Regions from separate parts of the Mus musculus genome. Here all the other regions are linked to region 1. The links are chromatin loops, found by intact Hi-C in ENCODE. Cell type or tissue: left cerebral cortex. All regions are shown on one strand. Region 1 holds the start of Usp53 (ubiquitin specific peptidase 53). Region 2 overlaps Synpo2 (synaptopodin 2). Region 3 holds the start of 1810037I17Rik (RIKEN cDNA 1810037I17 gene).

Region 1 (8,000 bases):
AGAGAAATCCTGTCTTGAAAACAAAACAAAACAAAACAAAACAAAACAGAACAAAACAAAAAATCAAGTCAAATTAATTATTCTAAATACAAACTGACACTGGCGGGCGAAGCGTAGGTACAAGCCATTCTAAAACAGCCCTCGATGAGCTGCTCTGATTAAGAATCAGTGGTGGGAAACAACAGAAGAAATACTTCTCTAAACTGCAATCAGACTCACTGCAAAAGTGCAGTTTTATTTTTGGGTGGCACATTTTTTTTTTCCCCAGAGGCTGACAATATGAGTATATTATGAACCAGCCACATGGAGCACACTGAGTTTACCAGGGACATGCCAATAAGGCCACCATCAGGAAATCTAGGTAAACAGAGTAAATGATGCCCAAGGCTCTTCAGAGGAAGACCCACTTGGGAGTGACACATTTGAGATAAAGACAGAAAAATGTTTCCTATTACTGATCACTTAAATGTCTAACTCATTTTTGGTTTTCCAAGTTCAAGGGACCCAGGTAGTGCATACTCCTGTGTTATTGTTTGTTCTTATACATATATGCTGTCCTTGCAGGGTCTTTCCAGCCTTTGCTTATCTCTGACCACTATTCTTTATGCTACACTAGAATTCATTTGAAGTATTTTGTAGAATAAGGTAAAATATAATGAATTAAAATGAATTGGTTTGGTACTCACTAGGCCTTCAAAAATTGAGAAGAGATTATTTTTAGATTAAGAACACAAGTGGTATTTTCAACATGAAGTAGTGCCTTAAGAGAAATTGAAGATAAACTGCCATTGCTGTAAAGGACAAAAATAAGAACACTAAGTTCACATTCCTGGGAGGTGGCTTTCAGTTCACTGTGATAGGATCTTAACAGAAAGTCATAAAAAGGAAAGAATGGGTTCCTTCCCCTCCTTCGGGAAGGAACAGATCCCTACACAGTGAGAGTCTGGACCAGGGGCATTCTGCCAAGAAACAGCACATAGCTTCGTGTAGCATCACACTATCAGGTGACACAGTATTGGTAACCAATAATACTACAACGTAGTTGCTTTTATCTGAAGCATTATCAAGTGGCATGGATTATTATTCACCCTAGTTTTTACAAATAAGAAAATTAGAATGTGTCAAGGTAAAATAACTCAAGAGTATGAAATTGGCTAAGCTATCAGCAAAACTTAAGGAGGCCACAGTTTAAGTCACTTGGTATCTTACCAGCAAATGTTCTTGGAATAGCAGAATCTTAGGAGGAACGGGATGGAGAGCCAATAAGGTTTAAGCCAAAGAAGGCTATGTAAGATGCCAGGGATGTTGAACTTGACCTTCTTGTGTTTATCAAAACGTCTCAGAGGCTGGGGCATACAGCGAATATTCAACCCTTAACTTCTTTGAAAGGGAAAGATAACCCTCAGGGACCATATTCTTTTGGACTGGTGACACCAAATACCAAAGGACATTGCTGCAGTAGCTTCCAGCACACTCCTATTCTGCTTTGCAATCAGAGAAAAAGGCCCTTTTCTGTAAACTCTGAAAACTGCTGAAAAGGGGTCAGAATCACCCCCACACTAATTGCCTAACAGATAGGTAAAAAAAAAAAAAAAAAAAAAAATTCCATCTGGGATTATACGCATGCTGTGATGAGTGGGAAGGGTCTGTTACTAAGGGCAGGGGATTTTATTTGGAGTTGAATGATTCTTTGTTGTGTGGGAGGCTATCTTGTCCTATGTAGTTTAGTAGCATCTTCACCTCCAAATATCACAACCAAAATTTTCAATTAACCACTGCCACGTGTCCCACAGGAGAGAAATATACAGAAAATAAAGTCAAATGTCCTAGTTGAGATGTACACAGGAATAAAGAATGTAAAATCCAGGCTGGTAGGAGATACCAAGATATTGTTAGATAAGTAAAGAGATCATTCTTTACTTGTAGATCATTTTTTGTTTGTAGGCATTGGCAAGAATTTTGGATTTTAGTTCATATAAATGATAAACCATTGAACAATTTTAAGTTGGGAACTAACATGAATATACTCTGAAGGATTTAATATCCTGAGAATAAATGAGACCTTATAATTTACAGTAAGGCATATTATCGTTTAAACTTGGTTGAGGAAGGGCAGCAAGAGAGTTCCATAGGTAAAGGCACTTGCTGCCAAGCCCGACGGCCCAAGTTCCATCCCTGGGACACACATGGAAGGAGAAAACCGACTTCTAGACTTCTACAAGTTCCCCTCTCACCTCCACGCGCGTGGTATACAGCACGTGTGCACACTACACAGATAAACAAATGGAAGTAATCGTTTAAATCCCTGTAAAGTGAGAGGAAACACTGACGAACTAGGAGGAACGTCATGGAAAGGATTATGTCACAGAAACCGAGATATACATGGAGGAACTGGTTTTGACTAGAGTGTTCTAAGGCTCATCCCTGAGTCATGGTCTGAAAAATCTCTTCTTACTTAGCTTTAGTTTCCTCTCTAACTCTTGGTCACACTCCAAACTAATCATGCCATTCAAGAACCTACAAGGGCCCCCATTACACCAAGCCCACGCTAGCCTTATTTTACTTTGAACAGGCACATGTCTTCCTTCACACATCCCCAGTAGCTCTAATTTTTGCCTAAACAGTTTTATCAATTCTAACAAACAAAATCAACTACAACTTTTCATCCCATTCACTAAACATGTATTTGTTAAACACTGGTGCCAGATACTTAATGGTTGGGAGCCTTTTGCTGCTTCTCTGAAGCAGAGAAAAATCTGCCTTTTAGGCAGGGTCAAGGCAGGTCAGGTCTGTTGGCAGATTTCCTGGCCTGCTGAGGCATGGAAAGATAAGAGGAGATACACTTGAAGTTCAAGGCGAGAGGCTGAAGATTCTATTGACCTAGGTGGGAGGAATAGGGAGGGTTTTGGATGGGAACAGCAAATTGTTTGTTAGCTTGTGGCTTTGCTTCCCAAGGTACTGGTATAAAAAGGCTATGAGACATACACTCCCTGCTGGTGTGATAATAACCAGCAGCCCTCCCATATCTGTCTCTTGCATCTTTTCCCGATCTTTCCTATAATCCGCCTCACTCCCCAAAGGACTGTTTTGATTTCATAGCAGCCAGACTCAACTATGCCCTAGAACTTCAGTGAAAAAAAAAAAGATAGTTCTTGCTCTCTAGGGCTTAGTTAATATGCAATTGCTTGTCAGACCTCCTCATGAATGTTTTTATAGGTAAAAGACTTCGCCTAACATCTAATTTTGCCTCAATCTCTTAGCTGCTTTTTCTCCTTGTTGCATTTCACAGTACCCCACCCCATCAGCCATGACTTACCACACCTAGCTATAATGACTTCCAGGAACTACTGGATCCCCGCTCCTCTGGACAGAAAGTTGCTACTCCTACCAGTCCTCAGAGGCAGGAATTTAGCCACAGGGTAGTACATTCCTCAGTCTGAGTTATCAGAAAGAGGTATGCTGGTACTAGGAAGTGCTGGGCTTCACCTAGATGATCTAGTGTATTCTCTGACACACCAAAGCTACTCCCTTGTAGGAACCCTTAACCAATGTGGTGAAGATGGTTCCTTCATAATTTAGGTCTGCTCACCCAGGGACTGTTTGAATCTAACCCCCAACATTCACCTCACATCGAGGAACAGTAATTCTGAGTTAATACAACCACACTGTGACCTTCCTAACTACCATTTTTTTTTTTTCCTGGGGGAACAAGGCGTTCAGATCTTGTTACGTCAAGAGTAGGACATTAACATAACTAAACCTGGACTGCTTGTTCCTTGGTCTATTTTTAAGACATATTTAAGGCACTCATGTAAAATACATCCGAGAATACACAATATAGCTGAAGGGGAAAGAGGTGACAGAAGATATATTAAACAACACCTCAAAACAGAGTGCACCCGAGAGGAAACAGTATGGTGCCAATTCTTTACATTTCTAAGAGCTGGTTTCTCCGGCTCCTTCCCGTCGAGGTTTTAATGTTAATGTTGAGGACGGCGTCTATGGCTTCATGTTACTTCTTTTATGTGGTACATAATAAATTCTCACTGATCCCGGGTCAAACACAATAACCTCACTGCATGTCACCCACCAACCTGCAGGGTCTCCCTCATGCGATTTCTTCAGGTAAACTGGAGTCCCCTTTGAGTTTATCTAAGTCAACTTTTATGACTCACGCCAGCTTTGGAAATGTCTTCCAAACCTACATCTACCTTTTTGAGTCATCTTAATCATCAGCCAGGTTTTTTTTTCCCCCCTTTGTTTTGTTTTTCCTTTTAATTATCATCCCAAATAAAAGTTTCCCAGACAAAGGCTAGTCTGGTTCGCAGCAGCAGCAGCTTGCAACTCAAAACCTGCTCCACATCGCGGAGAGGATGCTGCCAAAATTTCTGACAAATACTAACTGGGTCAGCGCGGTTATGAAGACGTTCGTTTTATTAGTGGTCACGAAAGCCCCACTTAGGGAAAATACATTCGCGCCAAAGGACACCATTCAACTGCAAACAGACCGTACCGACTCCCTAAGGGGACCGCCGGGGTGCCGACCCAGCAATGGCTGAAACCCACAGAACCCCGGCTCAGATCCCCGCGCATCCGCACTCAGGCTGCAAAGCCGCCAACCAAGGCGGACGACGGCGGGACGCCCGCGTCTGCCGTGGAAATCCGCCGCAGTCCCCAGCCCACCACGCAGCCGCTCGCCGATCCGCCACGTCCCGTCTCACAGCCCGCCCCGCGCGCCACCCCCGCGTCGGGGCAGAAGCCCGAGCCCTGCTCTCGCGGGATCTCGCGCCTCACACAAGCCCTCGGAAAGGGAGCATCACCCGCGGGAAAGCCGGGAACTCACGTGCGGGGGCGGGGCGGGGCGGGGCGAGACGAGGAGGCGGGCCCGGCGCAAGGGGGCGGGGCGTCCTGACGCGGGGGAAGGCGGGGTCCAGAGACCTGTTGATCGCAGGTGTCACTGCCCAGACCGGCCCCTGGGTCTTGGGCGTGCGCGCATGCTCTGCGCGGGTCTGGCGGCTGAAAGCGGCGGTGTGGCCGTCTGTCCCTGTGCGTGTCGCTTTGCCTGTCACGACGTTGTGGGTGTCGGCGCGAGGCGGAGCCGGGCCAGTGGGACTGGAAGGGCTACGGCGCCGGGAGGTAGAGCTTGGGGTGAGTCGCGGGAGCCCCCGCTGGGCAGAGGGCGGAGGACTCTCGGTCCCCACGGCCTGGCCCCGCTCGGGCGCGCTAACCCGGGTGGCCGCAGGCTGAGGGCGGGATTGGGCCGGGTCGGGATGCGCTGGCCAGGCTCCTGCGGTTCCCGGTGCAGCCCCACAGCTGCCGGAGCACTGAGCCTTCACCAGGGCTCCAGCGTGATTGGCGTTCCTCCTTGGCGGAGCAGACTGGATTGGATGTGATAGAATCTTGGCTTGGTTGGTTTCTCAGTAGCTGGACAGACGGACGGAGTTAATGTTTAGCTTCTAAACGGCGGTTTACGGTACAATTACCAAACTACTCGCCGGCGGCGCGGGGGAACAGGAAGTGCCTGCGCAGGTGTAACCGGGAGGATGTGAAGCCCTGCAATCTGAGCCTGTTTTGAGGTTTTGTTATTCTCCTGGGGTTTGTTTTCTCCGTGCAGATCCCGATAAATGCTTGCAAAAACGTACTGCACGTCCTTATCTGCTTGCGGTCTTCCATAGCTGGAAACATATTCTTTCCTCCAAATATATTTTCAAGGCTACTTTTGAGGTACATGGGCAGTAAACCTAAGTTCTCTGTGGTGAGCCCTGGAGCTTGTTTAAGACCAGGCACGCTGATTTTCACCTTTAAAAGGTGGAGCCAGTGCTGACACGAAGTTATGATAGAATGGATTGGTGACATTGATAACTTGTCAGTTTTATTTTCTGTTGTTTTCAATTCTGTGTCGATGATGGTCGAGGCAGAGATCCCTCATCCTATTCTGTTAAAGAAAAAAGGAAAAAAAAAATAGTGAAGAAAGGGTCTTCAAAAGTAATGTGTGATTTATCTGCTATTGTCAGAAGAATTCCTAATAGATTTTCTGCGGGCAAGAGTTGTATGGAAAATAAGGTTTTTGACTTATCTTTTAGAGACTTTTAAAGTGAGCTCCTTTGGACAACTTGCTATAAACTTACAGAAGTGATTTGTTTAGTTTGTAAATCGAATCAATGTATTAAGTATTTTTCCCAAAGGATAAAAAACAAGAGACCCTCCAAACAAGCCTTTTCCTTAGGATTTTTTTTTTTATTTATAAAGTTGTCTATCGAACTCATGATACGTGGCACTAACAGTTTATTACTTTAAAGGCGTCACTTTTTTTTTTTAAATAAAAGTGCCATTTTAGTGGTAGGACACATTTTCTACTTATTCTTGCCCTTTAGTAAGAAAGCACCCCCCCCCACACACACACACAATGCCCTTACAGTTTCACTATGTGCTCTGATTCAAAATATTTCTTATATTGTTTAATTTCAGAAGTTTATTTTCACTATGTAGTGTCGAAAAATGCAGTTTTGGTGTACAGTGGCTTAGAAGTTTGTTTTAACAGAATAAAGTTTAAAAATGACAAGAAATCTGATCTATTTTAAGGGGTGATGTGCACTTTTAGATGCTAACTTCATTAGACACCAGCTCCATTATGTTGGAAGTCTGTAGTTGTAGAAGGAATGAATCAAGGACTTTGCTTGACTCTACAACTTTCTGAAAACTCGTCTTCTCTCCGTACAGTGGTCGTTGAAGTTAGCTGGCAAAGGTGAGTTACTGAGATACTAAGCAGTCTTGTTATTTCACAGCTTTAACTATAAGGTGTGACCTAATTACAGACCCTAACGACAATCTACAGAAAGCTTGGTAGCTTATATATTGCACATGCCAACATTTTGAACATAGTGCGCTATGGTATGAGGCTCTTCCTGAGATTTTGTGCTAAGGATGGACGTGTGTTGATTTGTGTCCTCCTGGAGAAGCAGGGTAGACATTAGTGACGATACACATGTAGTATTGGTATGGTAGATTATTAACTTTGTGTTGCAACGATTATTCAAATGCTCATTTACAATGTATGTGTATAATAGAAACAAGAAATAGGTGTAACTACTCGACCATTCATAAATCTTTACAAGTTCTTGGGTTTTTTTGTTTGTTTGTTTGTTTTTTTGGTTTTTTGAGACAGGGTTTCTCTGTGTAGCCCTGGCTGTCCTGGAACTCACTCTGTAGACCAGGCTGGCCTTGAACTCAGAAATCCACCTGCCTCTGCCTCCCAAGTGCTGGGATTAAAGGCATGCGCCACCACGCCAGGCTCAGTTCTTGGAATTTTATTAAATAACTTTATATACCACTCTAATCTTGGCAAGTAATTGAGTTCTTTCTCTTTTTTTAATAAGAATCACACACACTCACACACACGTATTTGTATGCCAATTTCTTAGTGGTCCATGACAAGAAATGTAGTGTTTGCCTATAATTTTGTTATTTATGTACTTGGTTGTCTTCCTGTGTAGCCTAGGTTAACCTCCAGTTTGTAATCCTCCTCCTTCAGTCTCCCAAGCCCTGAGATTATAGGTGTACTATATAAGGCTTAGAATCACATCTTAATTTAATTGCTTTTCTGTGTGGCTGATTTTTTTTTTTTGTAACATTTTTCTTTTTAAAAAATGCTATCAGAGGAGCCTGTATTGGGCCACAGGAAGAGTCCACAGGGCTCAAATTGCCTCATGTATTCATATTTGTATTCTGGAAAGTAAAATTTTATGTAAACCTTCACTGTCCTACCTTTCAAAGCTTTACGTGTGCCAGTGTGTGTGTGTGTGTGTGTGTGTGTGTGTGTGTGTGTTTTGGTGCTGGTCATTGAATTTGGTCATGGGCCTTGCCCATAGTATAGTAGGCCAGTGCTGTGACCACAGAGCTATGAGAACCTCAGCCCTAACTTTAATTACACTAGTAAATAAATATCTGAGATAGCATGACATCTTTGTGATAGTATGAAGTTTATCATATTGAGCAGTAAA
Region 2 (8,000 bases), 100 kb before region 1:
TTCCAAGTTGCTTTTGCTCATGGTCTTTACCACAGAGTAGAAACCTACCTAAGATAATCACTAATACTATCTATTGCTTTTCTTATTTGGTCTTATTTTAAGGAGTGTATTTCAGGCTACTTTTACAATCTGGGTATAATTTTCTATGATTTCTCGTTTGTAAGTTCAAAGCAGTTTGAAGACATAGAGTGATGCCTGCAAGCCCAGCCCTGGAGAGATGGGAAGGTGAAGGATTAAATCTGAGATCCTGCCTCAAAGACAACACACAACAAAGTAGCTTGACTCCAAAATGTCAGAGGTCAGGGGAGTGCGCTCTTTCTGAGTCCCTTTCCACATGGGCCAGATGTGTGAAATGGGCTGAATTTTGGAAGTTGACCAAACATTTCAGTGATGATAGGAAAATATCCTATTTGCAGTGGTATGATATGGAGATCAACACTCATTTAACAAATGTTTTCTAAACAGCTTTTAGTTTTGATTCTAGGTACCATTTTAAGAATACCCCTCCCCCCCCTTCCCCTACACACACATTCTTTTCTTTTGGACATTTTTTTGTTATTGTTGTTTTTTGCATTCTTGAAATAAGGTCTCACCCTGTAGCCTACAGTTCCCAATCCTCTTGACTCAGCTTTCTGAATGCTGGGGCTGTTGGCCTAAGCCTCTGAGCCCAGCCTTTAGAACTGTTTTCAGAAACCGTTGCTCTTAGATAGACTGCAGACCTTAATTTCTTTCTCCAGGAGAAAAGTGAAATGATTAAGAAAAACATTTCTCATGTTAAATTGAGTATACACCTAAGGGGAGGCAGGCAGGCAGGCAGGCAGACAGACAGAGGGGAGCTTTGAGAGAGATGGAATTCATAGTAGATTGCATGACAGTTGAGGAAGGACAGAGACGTCACACTCTGCATCTGGGGCATTGTGTTCCGAACAGAAGGATCAGGTCTCAGGGACGAGAATGTCTAGTGTCTCAGGAATTGCAAACAGAGATGCACCCAGGACACAGCAGATTTCGCTGGCTATGCGTGGGCCAACAAAAGACCTCTGGCTTTTCCTTCCATGGAGTGGGAAGCCATAGCAGAGTTTTCATCATTGAGCTGAGTGTCATAATCTAACTTGAGTTAGAACAAGCAGTAAGACCGGGATCCTGAAATTCAAGTAGAAGAAGCAAGGGTGGAAGTAGGGACATGCAGAGCCGATCCAACAGGGCTCTCGATGGCCCAGCCCAACAGGGCAGCAGTGGAAGTCAGGACAAACCACAGGTACTGGAAGTGTAGTGAGGTCAGCCCTCTAGAGATTTCTGACCAATCAGCGTGTAGACATATAGAACGGGGAGGAATGGTGCTGACTGCAAGGATCATAGCAAATGGAAAACTGGGATGGTCTTTGTGCTTGCGTGCTTGCTTCCAATGGCCCACCTCTCCTAGGACCTCTGCTTCTCAGATATCCTAATCAATGGCTTAAAGGCTAAGGAAATGCACTCTGCTCCTATTTATTTGCTTTGGACCTCTCCAGAGCTGCTCATGATAAAGATTATGTTTGCAAAATGTATTTTTTGATTATGTGCTTAAAAGAGAAAGGTACCAGAGGAGTTGAAATAATATTTGTCAAGTGGAAATGCTTTCTCCGTGGTGCATGAGTAAGCAAGATTTCAGCCAAGAAAATTGTTTTAGCTTTGTGCAGTGTTTATGAGATCAAATATTTTGAATCTGAAAACCTGTATCAGGTTCAACTCCTCTGGCTGCTACAACAGTTCCCATTGCTTTAGAACTGCCTTTCTTATTAGAAGTACACTTGAGATGGCATTTCCCTGCTAAATTCATTACCACGTAGTTCAATAAGAAACCAACTAAGCTGTCTTGTTAACAAGCTACATAAATCAAGAACATTTAATTGACCTGAAAAGATGGTTGATAAAAATTTGAGAATGTCCCTTAGCCCCTCCGTGTTTCTATCCTGAGTGTAGAGCCTGGAAGTGTCTCACCAGCAACAGACAGAGACGCATCTAAATGTGATCTGTGAATAGTTCCTGTATGCTGGTCACCAATAACCAGTATTGATTGGCACAGATTAGCACAGAATTTAAATGGCTGCTTCCAAAAGTCCTAAGATAGTTTTCATGGATTTAAATGTTATGAGAGATGGTTACTGTATGCCTGTTGTTTGTACCCCAGGCTGACCTTGAACTTGTTCTGCATCTGGTGATGACCTTGAACCTTGACCTTTCTAGCTCTATTTCCCAAGTGCTGGAATTACAGGCCTAGGTCATCATGATTTTAACCGATTCTTCGTGTATGTTAGGCAAGTCCTCTGCCAACCCAGCTCCAGTATCAGAGTCCAACGTTTTGTTGTTTGATTGGTTGGTTTTTAGTTTGTTTGTTTTACAAATGTCTCCCCGTGCAATTTCACATTTTGCTTTCCGTAAAGTCTACCATTCTACTATGAATGATGAACACTTGAGTTTGTTCTCTTTGAGACAGGAATCCTTATGGAGCTCTAGCTGACCTGGAAACCACTATGTAGCCCAGGCCTGCCCTTAATTTGCAGTGATCCTCTTGCCTTTGTCCCCTGAATTCTGAGATTACAAGTGTGACAGCTGAAAGAGTCAGATGCAGATATTTGTACCCAACCAATGGACAAAAGCAACTGGCCCCTGTTGTCAAATTAGAGAAAGACTGGAAGAAGCTGAGGAGAAGAGAGATTGCTCCTGTAGGAGGACCAGCAGTCTCAATTAATCTAGACCCCTGAGATCTCTCAAACACTGCACCACCAAACAGACAGCATACACTAGCTGATGTGAGGCCCCCAACACACATATAGTAGAGGACTGCCGGGTCTGTGTTCATTCAGAGATGATGCACCTAACCCTCAAGAGACTGGAGGCCACAGGGAGTTTAGAGGTCAGGTGGGGTGGAGGTGGGGACATCCACATGGAGACAGGATGGGGTGGGGAGGAGGTGTGGGATGTGGAGCAGTCGAAGGTAGATGGGGGGGGTGATAAAATATGGAGTATAAAAAAATTAATTAATTAAAACAAAAACCCCTCTGAGCCAGGCATAGCTCAGTGGCAGAACAGTTGCCTAGGATAAGCAAAGCCCTGAGTTCAATTCTTAGGACAGAGAGAAAGAAAAAGGACTGAAAAAGACCTCTGCTGTGAGACTCCCTGTGCTCAGCTCCTCACACTAACTGTCCTTAGCTTTTGACCTGAGGGGAGGCTACTTACCTTGTTCAAGTGCAAGAGGTACACAGATAGAAAACAGAGATGATGATAGTGTCCGGTTCATGGGTCTGTGTTGAGAATTGTATGAAGCTGTCCACAGAAGCAATGAACACGCACTGCCTGATACACAATGATAAACAATGTATTCATGTCATCTATAATTAAAGGCAAAAGTAGAAAAATATTATTTAGTATTCGCTCCTCTTGTGGGATATATTACCCCACCTGGCTCATGAGTTCAGTGAGCATCTTGTAGTCTTTACTGTATTAAAAATATTGAGCTATTTTAAGATTGGTACACATAAAAGGATTAGCGTGTACTCTTATGGGTTAAAGAACCAAATGCTCTAAATATAGGATTGACTGACCCATGTAAGTTATTGTCATATCTGCCAGATGACATGGACCCATGGGCAGAGTGACGGATAGTTTAACTTAGCCCCCGGGTTGGTTCTGGGTATGTGTGAGTACACACAGTTATGTGTGTGCATGCCCACATGTGTGTGTGCGTGTATTTCAAAATGTTTCTACATTAACCTTACTTGACAAACTGAAAGAAGAACATAGAAAATGGAAGTCAGGGACAAGATGGTGAAAGTGATCAAATGCGTATTGAGGGGCAGAAGTTAGAACCTAAAGTCTGTAAAGAAGTAGACGCCAGCTGTCTGTGCTAAGTCATGTCTGTAAGCCCAGCACTCAAGGGACTAAAATAGAAGGGCCACTCAGAGGGCCAACCTCAGCTACAGAGTGAGACCCTGCTTTGAGCCAACCAACCAACCACTGGGGAGAAGGAGAAAGAAGAGAAAAAGAGTGTTGAGAGATTGTGTTTCTGAGGCACCAGGATCAACAACCAGGTAAAGCCAGGAACGGAGGTGTGGTTCAGTATAAGGAGGAAGTCCCCAGGCCAAGGATGCATGATGCCCTGGAAGGAAATTAGTCCTTTTCTGCAAGGCAGGGCCTGCGCAAGTTGTAAAGTCTCTCCTCTTAAGACCATTGAAAGTTTCTAGACGTTTTCCTTGAAAATAATTTGTAGACTAAAATTCTATTCCATGTTTAGCCCATATTTTAACACAGAAAACTATGATAAAGGGCTTTGTACTTAGCTGGCTGGAAATGGCGTGTGCATGCATGCAGAACGATAGTGAAGCTGGCGTCTTAGCCAAGAAACCCCAGAGAGGAGCGGCTGCGCACTAACCCGAGTTCAGAACAGAGCAGTAGGCTTTACAAAGATAACAATGGCGCGCTACTTCTGCAGGGCTCGCATCCTCAGCCAGGTCCCTGTGACTGTACGTACCAGAACGTGGATACAGACAGTGGAGGGCAGGGGCTCAGAAACCCTGGCCTTCACTTCAGACCATGTAGGAGAAGAATTTTTGAGTGGAGTCTGAGATGAGCTGACCTGAAAGGCGGTGTGAGGACAGCTAATGGGTCAGAGAGGGCTGTGACCTGACACGCTCAGGAAATCTGGAAAGGGAGAACACAGGTTGGCAAGCAGTTTTGGCAAAGAACCAGGAAGTTTGCTGCCTCGTGCCCACAAATGGTATGTGTTTCCCCATGGACCAGGAGAGGTCAGGAGCAAATGAGAGGTGACTGGAAGTCTCTAGGCTCCGGAGGGGGCAGATGGGTCCGAGCAGCTAGCTACAAGCTAAAGTAGACAGCTTCCTAGCTGAATCCAGAAGAGTTTCAAATTACCTCCTAGAATGCACAGAAACGGCTCATGTATCAATTGTTGCTGAGATGAAGTATGAAGACCAAGAGCAACCCGGGAAAGAAGGTTCGTTTCATCTTAGCGCTCCCAGGTCATACTCTATCACTGAGCAGGTCAGGGCAAGCACCCGAGGCAGGAACCGAAACAAAGGCTATGGATGAAGGCTGCTTATGACTTGCTCCCTCTGGCTTAGCCTGCTTTCTTATACACCCCAGGACACCCTGTCCAAGACCGGCACCACCCACAATGGGATGGCTCCTCCCATATCACAGGTTCATCAAGAAAATGCCTTACAAAGTTGCCTTCAAGCAACCTGGTGATGGTATCTTCTCAACTGAGGCTCCTCTTTCTTTCTTTTTTTTTTTTATATACATTTTTTATTAGGTATTTTCCTCATTTACATTTCCAATGCTATCCCAAAAGTCCCCCACACCCTCCCACCCACCCACTCCCACTTTTTGGCCCTGGTGTTCCCCTGTACTGGGGCATATAAAGTTTGCAAGTCCAATGGGCCTCTCTTTCCAGTGATGGCCTACTAGGCCATCTTTTGATACATATGCAGCTAGAGTCAAGAGCTCTGGGGTACTGGTTAGTTCATAATGTTGTTCCACCTATAGGGTTGCAGATCCCTTTAGCTCCTTGGGTACTTTCTCTAGCTCCTCCATTGGGGGCCCTGTGATCCATCCAATAGCTGACTGTGAGCATCCACTTCTGTGTTTGCTAGGCCCTGGCATAGTCTCACAAGAGACAGCTATATCTGGGTCCTTTCAGCAAAATCTTGCTAGTGTATGCAATGGTGTCAGCGTTTGGAAGCTGATTATGGGATGGATCCCTGGATATGGCAGTCTCTAGATGGTGAGGCTCCTCTTTCAAAATAACTCTAGGTTTTTGTTTGTTTGTTTGTTTTTGGTTTTTTGTTTTTGTTTGTTTGTTTGTTTGTTTTGTTTTTTTTTGTTTTTTTTTTTTTTTTGAGACAGGGTTTCTCTGTGTAGCCCTGGCTGTCCTGGAACTCATTTTGTAGACCAGGCTGGCCTCAAACTCAGAAATCTGCCTGCCTGCCTCCCGAGTGCTGGGATTAAAGGTGTGCGCCACCACACACACACACACACACACACACACACACACACACACACACACACACATTCTCTCTCTCTCTCTTTCTCTTTCTTTCTCTCTCTCTCTCTCTCTCTCTCACACACACACACACACACCACACACATTCTCTCTCTCTCTCTCTTTCTCTCTCTGTCTCTCTCTCTCTCTCTGTCTCTCTCTCTCTCTCTCTCTCACACACACACACACACACACACACACCACTCCACATTAAGCAAGAATTAAGAACCATGGGCTAGGTCCTCAGGGAGCAGTCTTGTGTCTTTATTATGAAATCTCCCCCTCTCAAACTGTCTGTTTCCAAGACCTAAAAGCCTGAAGATGGGGTTGCTGAAAAAAAAAAAAAAAAAAAACTCCTTTTCTCTTTGCTTTTCTTTATCCTCGCCCATTACACCAGGGAGTCAGAGCAAGGTGGGAGAGGAAACGAGTACATGGAGAAAGGACGGGAACCCCTTCTCTTAAAGTTAAAATTAGAGCTTAGACAGAGGTGGAGCCTTTAAGACTGGTTTGGGCAACTTGAATAGCTACAGAACTGTCCTTAGAAGTAAACAGGATGCCAGAACCTGTTTGGTTTGGGCAACGGAAAGATCTCTTTCCCTTTGTTAAACACAACTTCAAAGATAATGGAGCAAAGAGAAACAATTTGACGGGGTCACCAGGAAAGCCAACTTGACAGATTAGTTACTAATACATGATAAATACTCTCTAACCAAAAATATCTTTCATTTGGGCTAGTCAGAACAGCTCAGTGGGTAAAAACAGCTGCCATGCAAGCCTGCTGTGAATTTAGTCCTCCATCACACAGGAGGAAAGAACCCACTCTTGAAAACTGTCTTCTAACCTCCACACTGAGGAAGTGCCGTGTCACTCACACACACACATACACATATACACTATAATATGGCGTTCTTTGATTCCTCTGATAACAATAAAGCACACAGTAGAGGCCACAGTCCACAGGGTTAGGCTGGCGTTCGACCACGCCATCAAACTTCAAAACCGAAGAAATACCTCTGGTATTTTCGGGTCCTTTAGTCATTTCTGGATCAAGGCATGTCTCATGGCTTCAGTTAGCAGCTAAGTAGAGGGCAGCAGGAGCCTGGACAGAGATGGACAGAAGGATACAATACCAACAAACAAGACATGAAGATTAAAATTAGGGATTTAGGCGAATGTGAGAATAGAAGCACTTGGTCTTTTGGGCATATGCAAAACAATTATGTACCTAAAAACGAGTTATTTATATTGTGATTATATCTCCTACCTAAGATAATTTAAAAGGTTATCCCCTCATGATTAGCAGCTAATGGACAATAAAGGTACATGTGGTGGGACCATGTAAAAAAAACAGTAGTCAGTTTATTCATAGAGACAGGCTCCTCTTCCATCGCACAATCCATGGTGCCTTCATACTCAACAAACATGCATTCCACGTGGAATTTCATTTGACTTTCAATGTGATTCATTTGAAGATTTTTTTATGTATAGGAGTATTCTATCTGCATATACACCTACAAGCCAGCTGAGGGCATCAGATCCCATTATAAATGGTTATAAAATACATGTGGCTGCTGGGAATTGAACTCAGGACCTCTGGGAAAGCAGCCAGTGCCCTTAACTTCTGAGCCATCTCTCCAGTGCTCAATAAGATTTTTAATCCCCCTTCCATAAAGCCCTGACTTTCTCTTTTATAAACACACCTCAGAGTTTTACTTTTCTCTGTTCATAATTGACTAATTAACATTTATGTTTTAGCTGAAAACAAAAAGCCTCATCCTTCATATTAGGGTATCACTGAAAAGTCTTAGAAATTTTAATTTCTATTAAGTTTCAACTTCTAAGAAGATTTTCGAACTAAGTGAGTCAGGAGAAAGAGGAGAAAATAAATTTCTTTCAGCAAGTGATATGTATATACATCACTGTAGTGTGTACAGTCACATCATGTGTGTATGTGTGTATGTAT
Region 3 (8,000 bases), 61 kb after region 1:
CTATTATAAATAAGGCTGCTATGAACATAGTGGAGCATGTGTCCTTCTTACCAGTTGGAACATCTTCTAGATATATGCCCAGGAGAGGTATTGCTGGATCCTCCAGTAGTACTATGTCCAATTTTCTGAGGAACCGCCAGATTGATTTTCAGAGTGGTTGTACAAGCTTGCAATCCCACCAACAATGGAGGAGTGTTCCTTTCTCCACATCCTCGCCAGCACCTGCTGTCACCTGAGTTTTTGATCTTAGCCATTCTGACTGGTGTGAGTTAGAATCTCAGGGTTGCTTTGATTTGCATTTCCCTGATGATTAAGGATGTTGAACATTTTTTCAGGTGCTTCTCAGCCATTCGGTATTCCTCAGGTGAGAATTCTTTGTTTAGCTCTGAGCCCCATTTTTTAATGGGGTTATTTGATTTTCTGGGGTCCAGCTTCTTGAGCTCTTTGTATATATTGGATATTAGTCCCCTATCTGATTTAGTATAGGTAAAGATCCTTGGGCTGGTGAGATGGCTCAGTGGGTAAGAGCACCCGACTGCTCTTCCGAAGGTCAGAAGTTCAAATCCCAGCAACCACATGGTGGCTCACAACCATCCGTAATGAGATCTGACTCCCTCTTCTGGTGTGTCTAAAGACAGCTACAGTGTACTTACATATAATAAATAAATAAAAAAAAAAAAAAAAAAAAAAAAAAAAAAAAAAAAAAAAAAAAGATCCTTTCCCAATCTGCTGGTGGCCTTTTTGTCTTATTGACGGTGTCTTTTGCCTTACAGAAGCTTTGCAATTTTATGAGGTCCCATTTGTCTATTCTCGATCTTACAGCACAAGCCATTGCTGTTCTATTCAGGAATTTTTTCCCCTGTGCCTATATCTTCGAGGCTTTTCCCCACTTTCTCCTCTATAAGTTTCAGTGTCTCTGGTTTTATGTGGAGTTCCTTGATCCACTTAGATTTGCCCTTAGTACAAGGAGATAGGAATGGATCAATTCCGCATTCTTCTACATGATAACCGCCAGTTGTGCCAGCACCATTTGTTGAAAATGCTTTTTTCCACTGGATGGTTTTAGCTCCCTTGTCAAGGGCTGTTTTTCAATAAAAGTTTACCAACATCAAATCTAGATTAGATGTGCTTTTCATGTAATATGAAATTGTTTTCTAAGCACTTCAAATTGTTAACAAAAAGAAAACCAGCTGGGCGCCTTTAATCCCAGCACTGGGTAGGCAGAGGCAGGTGGATCTTTCTGAGTTCAAGGCCAACCTGGTCTGCAAAGCTGTGTACAGGGCCACACAGTAAGACCCTGTCTCAGGAAACAAAATCAAATGTAAAAGCAAAAGCAAAATCCATTCTTGACTAAAAAGCCTTATAGCAGGTATCTGGCCCATGCCCAGCCTTGTTTTATTCCTGACTTCCAAACATAGCTTGTTCAGTGCCCAGTACTTGGAGCTCTTCACTTTCATCCTGTAACTCAAGGTTAATGCCTCCCTAACAAGTTCCTCCAAGACTTAAGCCAATTCAAATGCAACCATCAGAAGCTACTTCATGTTTAGAAACCAACTGTGAATTTACTAAGGAACTTACCAGCTTACTTTTTGCTTTGATGAGAACAAATTTGCAGCTTGCCTTGAAAAGCCCATTTATTTCTAGTTTACTAAAAAAAAAACATTCTCAGTTATCTATAGGAGTTGGAGCCTGCATGCTGTTCCTTTGTGGCAATTATAATTGTGTATTAACTGGACTTGAGTTCTTTGGAAAGAGCACTATTATAGAGAGAAATTATCACAAGAAATTGTCTTACACAAACCTCAGAAATCCATCATCTATCTATTTATCTATCTGTCTGTCTGTCTGTCTATCTGTCTATCTATGTCTATCCATCTACTGTAGGCTTGAAGCCTAGGGAAGTTTGAGTTCTAGTCCAAACCTCAGGGACTGGCCAGAGTCTGAGAACTCAGATCTGCAAGTACTGATGTCCGCGCAGAGCCCATTCCTGGAAGTAGCTGAAAGGCTGGCAACCTGGGCAACGGGGAAAGTAATGAAAAGGGCTGGAGTAGAGTTTATTAAATATAGCTGTACAGCTTCAGTGGACTTGAGAGGAATGAGAAACACTTTCAAGGGAGCTATTCTAAGGGGAGGGGTACACCACAGAGGCATTAAGGCAGTGGGTCATTGTCCCAGCTGGGGCCCATTTTGGTTAACTCCAAGGTCAGAATAGCCCTGCTTGGAGGCAGAGCTGTTCTCTGAGCCGGCTTGTCCCGCAGAGCCTACTCTGCTGTTGTGTTCTGAGGCCAGACTCCCTCAGCACAGCCTTCACTCGTCTCAGGATGGTATCCACACAAATAGATGTTCCAGCAGAGACATCTGCCTTCTCATCCATGTTCTAAAAGGGGTGGGGTGGGGTGACTGGTCTCACATCAGGGAGGCTTCCTTTACTATTTTCCCAGCATATCAGCTCCTATTCCTGAAACACAGACAGACCCAGGAATAATGTTTTGCCATCTGTCATGGATCCCTTAGCCCAAAGTGACCCAAAAATTCACCATCATACTAAGGTCTCCATCCTAGAAATGTCCAGTTAGCTGACAGCTGTGGTGGGCTGGCCTGGGGCTCAAGAGAATAAAGTACTTGTGTGACCTAATGGCAAGCTATTAACCTCCCCACTCTACCACCAGAGAATCTGACACAGTGTGAAACTAAATTCAGTGATTAAACATTTATTAGAGAAAATTAGTAAGCAGGTCCCAGAGTGTGGTGAACTCAAGAGTCACCTCGGCCCTGTGTGCTAATACGCATACTTCAGTTACACCTTGCACAAAAATTACCCAAGCAAATGCAACAGTATCTTAAGACAACTGTAAACAGTTCACCAAATAGTGTGAATTATAAGGGAGAAGAACACCCCCTCTGAGTATTTTAGACAGTTCTCATATACTGAATAGCACTAAAACCAACAGTAAAGAATTTCTAATCACCCAGGTCTTAAGATGACAAGGAACAGCTTCCAAAATGTTTCTAGTAGCTGCTTTGGGACTGTGGCCTTTCTGAGTAAGTGCTACCTATTCAACTCTAGATAATTATTTTATAATAGCATAGTTTTAAAACAATATTTGAGAAAGTAAGCTTCACAAAGATAACTTTTTTTTTTTACATACATTTATTTCCCATAAGTACTTAAGTTACAGACATTATTAAAAATATATATTATCTATCATTTAGCTACAATCATTACTTCAACCATGAAAAACAGGTTTTAAACATATGATAGTACTTTAGTGAGGTCAAGGGCTGAAGAAAAGGTTAGATAGAGGTGCCGAAGTCAGCTGCTGGAGTCCTCTTCATTCAAGAGTCTATAGTCGTTTTCAAGATTCACTCCAGAAGCCCCATTCTTGACTCAGCAAACCGGTCTGTAAAAACCAAATACTTGTTTCCTTCATCTGCTTATTTTGACATTTAGTGGGACGCTGAACATAGATACTGCTAGCCTATCCCTACATAATTTACACTATTGATAAGGAAAACTAAAGGCCTACATTATTAAGTCATGAATTTTCTACCCAGAGGTGAAAATGAGATCATTAAAAATAACTAAATAATAAATCACTGTTCTTGAAATGTCTATACCAAAATGACTTAACGAGTTTTTATCAAAAAACTGTTTATCTTTTCAAACCCCCCCCCCATTCTCTGCCTTCTAATTTGCCACAAAACCGAAAAAATGAGAGCCAAAGAAACCCAAGATACTCCATTCTTTGACAGATGTAGGACTGGGGATACTCTGGAAGATAATACGCGTTTATCTGCATAAGTTATGGACAAGTTAAGTTTACAAGGCTTGCTTTGGGCTAAGCATTTTAAGCAGGCGCACAACACTCAAATCACTTTAGATATAATCACATTTAACCTGTCATGCTCTATTTTTTATTACTTACGATATTTATTTACTTTTATTTTTATTAGTTTTTAGTAATTATTTTTTATTATTTACGATAGATCTAATTATGGGTATAGGTTTCTAACACTTAACAGTTCGTTTGTGGTGATGAAACAGACAAATATGGGAAGTCAAGTTTTCTCCACACTCCTCTTGCCACTGGGGTGTCAAGGAAATCCATTTTCGCTCTTCCAACTCCGCCATCTCTAGCTGCCGTCCCTCCCTCCCTCTCCGAGAAGACTGAAGCAGCCGCCAGCTTCCTAAGCTCTTCAACTCTGCAACTCAGGATACTCACCAGGGCAAGAGGTACACGAAGACGAACAAGGCCAGGTCGAAAAGGATGAAGAGCCAGAGATCCAGCCAGTAGGAGTGTTTCGGAAGCCCGTTCATCCCGGACTGAGGTGCCTCATCTTGGTTCCTCCTTCCAGCTTCGAACGAGCCCCTCCGTTCCCGGACACCGTCGGTACCAGACGCCGCCTGGCTCACCTCCATCTCCGCGTCGTTTCACTTCCGCGCAACTGAGACCAAACCTGAAGACCGCTTCGCGCCCAGTCTAGCAACCAATTCCGGGTAACCCCGCCAATCGACTAGGCGCCCCGCCCCCGCCGCCGCGCCCCGCCCCGCCCCCGCGTCCCCGCCTTCCGGACTGCGCAGGCGTCCTCCCTTTCTAGGAATTCGCCTTCTTCGGCATTCCCGGGAACGCGCAGACTCCGCTGGGCCGGCTGCTCTTGGCGCAGGCGCTCTGTTCCACCACCCCTCCTCGCCCCCCGAACTTGGCGAAGGTGTCTGCCCCGCCTCCCCGACCGCACGCATGCGCTCTGTGCCCCGCCCCGTTGCTTCCTGGTGGGGTGTCCCCTTGCGGTGTTCAGAGGTGGTTTCTAAGGTGCAGGTGAGCTCTCTCACGTAGCTCAAACGCTGCCTTGCAGGGTGCATTACTGGTTCTCCCGGTTTCTGGGATGAAAACTGTCTCAACTCCTTTTCTCTGAGATGATGCCAGAACTTCAGGAACCGCCTCAAAGGATTCCAGCCTTGCCCACCCACAAAAGTAGTCTTTTTATAAACATGAGCGTGTGGGGGGATGTTTTTCTTTCTTCCTCCCTTCTTCCTTCCTTCCTTCCTTCCTTCCTTCCTTCCTTCCTTTCCTTCCTTCCTTCCTTCCTTCCTTCCTTCCCTTCCTTCCTTCCTTCCTCCCTCCCTCCCTCCCTCCCTCCCTCCCTCTCTCTCTTTCTTTCTTTCTTCCTTCCTTTTAAAAAACTAGATCGTGAGATTCTCTGATAATAACTTTGGAGACGACAACATTGTGTGACAATGTAAAAAGGTTGGCAGACCCCGTAGAATCATCTCTCCAATACACGTAAACTTTTTGGTTTCTTACATGTTTGGGAAGTGTGTACAGTTTGAGAACTTTGGATGATTTTGTACAGACTTGAGCGATTTGCTCATAATTTTTGAAACAGTTTTGATGAGGTGGACGTTGTAAGGGTCCATGATTCGCTGAAGAATGATACTCCAGACTCAAGTAGTTTGTAAACACACAGAGTGTTTTATTTTGTCGAAGTCCAGCATGCTGGAGTCTCCCATTACCAAGTATGCTCGCTGCACATTGGGGGAATTCTCGGATAGATGGGCTTTGTCTTACTCTTATCTCGGGCATTCCAGAAGCATAACCTTGGTGTGGTGGCTAGAAACTTGCCTGAGGAATCCTGGGGTAGGTGGCCTTATCTACTCTCTCTTAAGGACATTCTGAAACTATTGCCTGGGTGTGAGGGCTGAAAACCCATTGTCCTTGCTTCAGGCCAGGTTGGGTTTTTTTTTTTTGGGGGGGGGGGGGTCGTTTCTGATGGTAGGGCACTTTCTGACTAGCTGCCTGAAGCCTAGGATTTTAGGCCTAATCCCAGGAACTGCCAATTAGAAGTCTGTCATGGAATTAGCCTGTCTCAATTACAGTCACGAATTTTCAGAAGGCTCAGATAAGGTAAAGCGTGGAATTTACATAGGTATTTCATGGGAGTATTTTAATAAGCCACTCAACTCTATGTCAGAATATCCTGTAACCATTAGATAAAAACCTGTTGGAGTCTACTAACTTAGCAGCCCACTAACTTATACCAACCAAGTAGCCCTGATAGCATCGTGGGCTTACAGAAGAGCTTTCTCCTTTCCTAAATCAGCCTTTCTAAAGTACCCACCAGTGTATTTTGGGCTTGCCTTGTTTTATTACTTTCTTGGTTCTGTGAAGCAATTTTAAAAACTTCACGAAACTGTTTCCATGTGGGAATATGGAATTGGGTAACAGATATAGATCTGTGTCCCCATGGCCATTCAGGGTGGCTCCTGAATAAACTGTCTCTTTCTTTTAAGATGAGAGCTGTAGTTTTTGCATGGACAATACGAAAGTTGGTTATGGATTTAGAAAATTAGGGAACAAAAATAACAAATTATCTAAGGTTACTAAAATAACCAAAAAGTGAACTTTAATTTCAATATCTTAATGCTATTGTTGTGTCAGCTAGCTAACTGGGCTTCAGTTCACTAGTAGGTCATACAGACAAAGATAGCATGCAGCTGTAAAGAAGAACACTGTATCCTTTGCCTTGCAGGTTGCAAGAATGAGAGCCATTTCCTGGGGATTAATCAGATTGTGTGTTAAGGTTCAAAGCTCTCCACACAAACCACTTAGACTCCAGTCTCAGTTAAGCAAGAATAGTTTATTGAACACACACCCCGAAGACTGATTGATCAGGGTTGAAGCCTCCGCTCGGGAGCTAAGACTGGACCTTGAACATACAAGGGCCAGCTTATAATGGAAAAAGAAAAACAGTAAACACATACACAGCATGGCAGGGAGGTTGGCTCTGACTCGGGCTCTTTTGGCTGTCTAGACAGAACCGTTCTGACTGACCTTTGTTCTGGTTCGTCCTAAGCTTTGTTCTGATTGGAGCTTATGATTGTAGAATTTCTTAAGATTTCAAAAAAAAATCTTAAGAAAATACAGAACGTTGCATGGTATGTGGGCAGCATGACCCTGCTCTGAGCTATGCTATTTTTCTGCATCAATAACTGGCAGGCATGGGACAAAAAGGCTAGGGCTATGCTGGGGGAGCAGGCTTCAGCAGCTTGCTGTAGACAGATTTCTCTCCCTTTGTGGGTTAGAAGTTCCCTGCATCGAATTAACATTGAGTGTTTACAATACTTAAGAAAAATAAATGGAACTGTTGATTCTTTCAGAGGTAGATCATATGTCCACTGGCAAGGTAAGACCACTTTCTAATTATTGAAATAGGACTGAGAAAACTTGAATTTATTAAAATGGAAGTAGCCTGACATCAGGGGAAAAAAAAGACTCTGAAATGTTTCCAAGTACCCCTGGTCCTGAGTTGCGTTTCCTGCCTGTGGAGGTGTTGGTTTCCTTGATCTATCCAGGGAGGATAGGGCATGCCTGGGCGCTAAGTGAGTGGTACCCGTGTGGAAGCATTGTTTCTGTGGGGATAGTAATTACTGCAGATAGACAGGGGCATTTATGTTGAATTCAGTTGACGGATCCTGCACTTCAGACTTAACTGGCCTGCTTCTTGAGTACTCCTCATAATAGCAATGAATGTAGAGTGTGTTGCTAAAGGAATGCTGTGCCACTTGGTTAAAAGCTTAGTAAGACGAGGACTGGCTTAGCTGGTAAAGACATTTGCTGCCAAGTTTGAGGCCCTGCATTCAACCCCCATGACTCCCAAGGTGGAAGGAGAGAACTGATTCCCACATGTCCTCCCTTGCACGAGCATGCATGGGCATGTGTGCATGCCTGCATGTGTGTGTACACACACAATAATAATTAATAATAACTCAAGAATAGTCCTGTTCTGAAATCAAGGTATATTGTCGCGTATGACTTTTGCATTTCCCCAGCCCCCTCAGACCTTAGGACCTCTCCATTTCTGTGTGTTGGATTGTTTCACTGCTGCTAGAGTGTAACCCAGCTGCCTTCCTCAGGCCGCTAGTGAATCACCTCTCGTCTGTTTCTTCTTTTCCTCCTAGTCACTGTTTCAGTCCCTGTTTGGTTGCTGGGAGGAGTCACTCT

Evidence for each region. Hi-C counts contacts between places; a loop is a spot of excess contacts. Peaks named below come from ENCODE experiments on the same cell type or tissue, not always from the same donor. Only the 100,000 strongest peaks of a DNase experiment are listed, where the experiment ranks them.
Region 2: a loop joins it to region 1, with 2.0 times the contacts of the local background. A loop is called at or near these places in 3 of 42 quality-filtered maps.
Region 3: a loop joins it to region 1, with 9 times the contacts of the local background. A loop is called at or near these places in 10 of 42 quality-filtered maps.

The regions. Positions count from the first base shown.
Region 1 is chr3:122,981,430-122,989,429 of GRCm38, reverse strand. Usp53 (ubiquitin specific peptidase 53) reads left to right here and starts at 4,983. Exons shown (of 16, transcript NM_133857.3): 1 at 4,983-5,148. In left cerebral cortex, a CTCF peak has its summit at 4,973; DNase peaks (open chromatin) are centred at 4,095, 4,799, 4,978 and 5,463; H3K4me3 peaks cover 2,956 bases; H3K27ac peaks cover 2,017 bases.
Region 2 is chr3:123,082,777-123,090,776 of GRCm38, reverse strand. All of the region lies in intron 4 of Synpo2 (synaptopodin 2), which reads left to right. Among named protein-coding and RNA genes, the nearest start is that of Myoz2, 52 kb to the right of the region's middle. In left cerebral cortex, a CTCF peak has its summit at 7,556 (motif pointing right); no DNase peak of the experiment used is centred here.
Region 3 is chr3:122,920,880-122,928,879 of GRCm38, reverse strand. It overlaps 1810037I17Rik (RIKEN cDNA 1810037I17 gene), which reads right to left and starts at 4,483. Exons shown (of 2, transcript NM_024461.2): 1 at 4,224-4,483; 2 at 2,686-3,401. The coding sequence starts at 4,420. The coding sequence ends at 3,401. It overlaps 4933405D12Rik (RIKEN cDNA 4933405D12 gene), which reads left to right and starts at 4,764. Exons shown (of 6, transcript NR_046036.1): 1 at 4,764-4,817. In left cerebral cortex, a CTCF peak has its summit at 4,790; DNase peaks (open chromatin) are centred at 2,062, 2,282, 3,833 and 4,665; H3K4me3 peaks cover 2,033 bases; H3K27ac peaks cover 1,002 bases.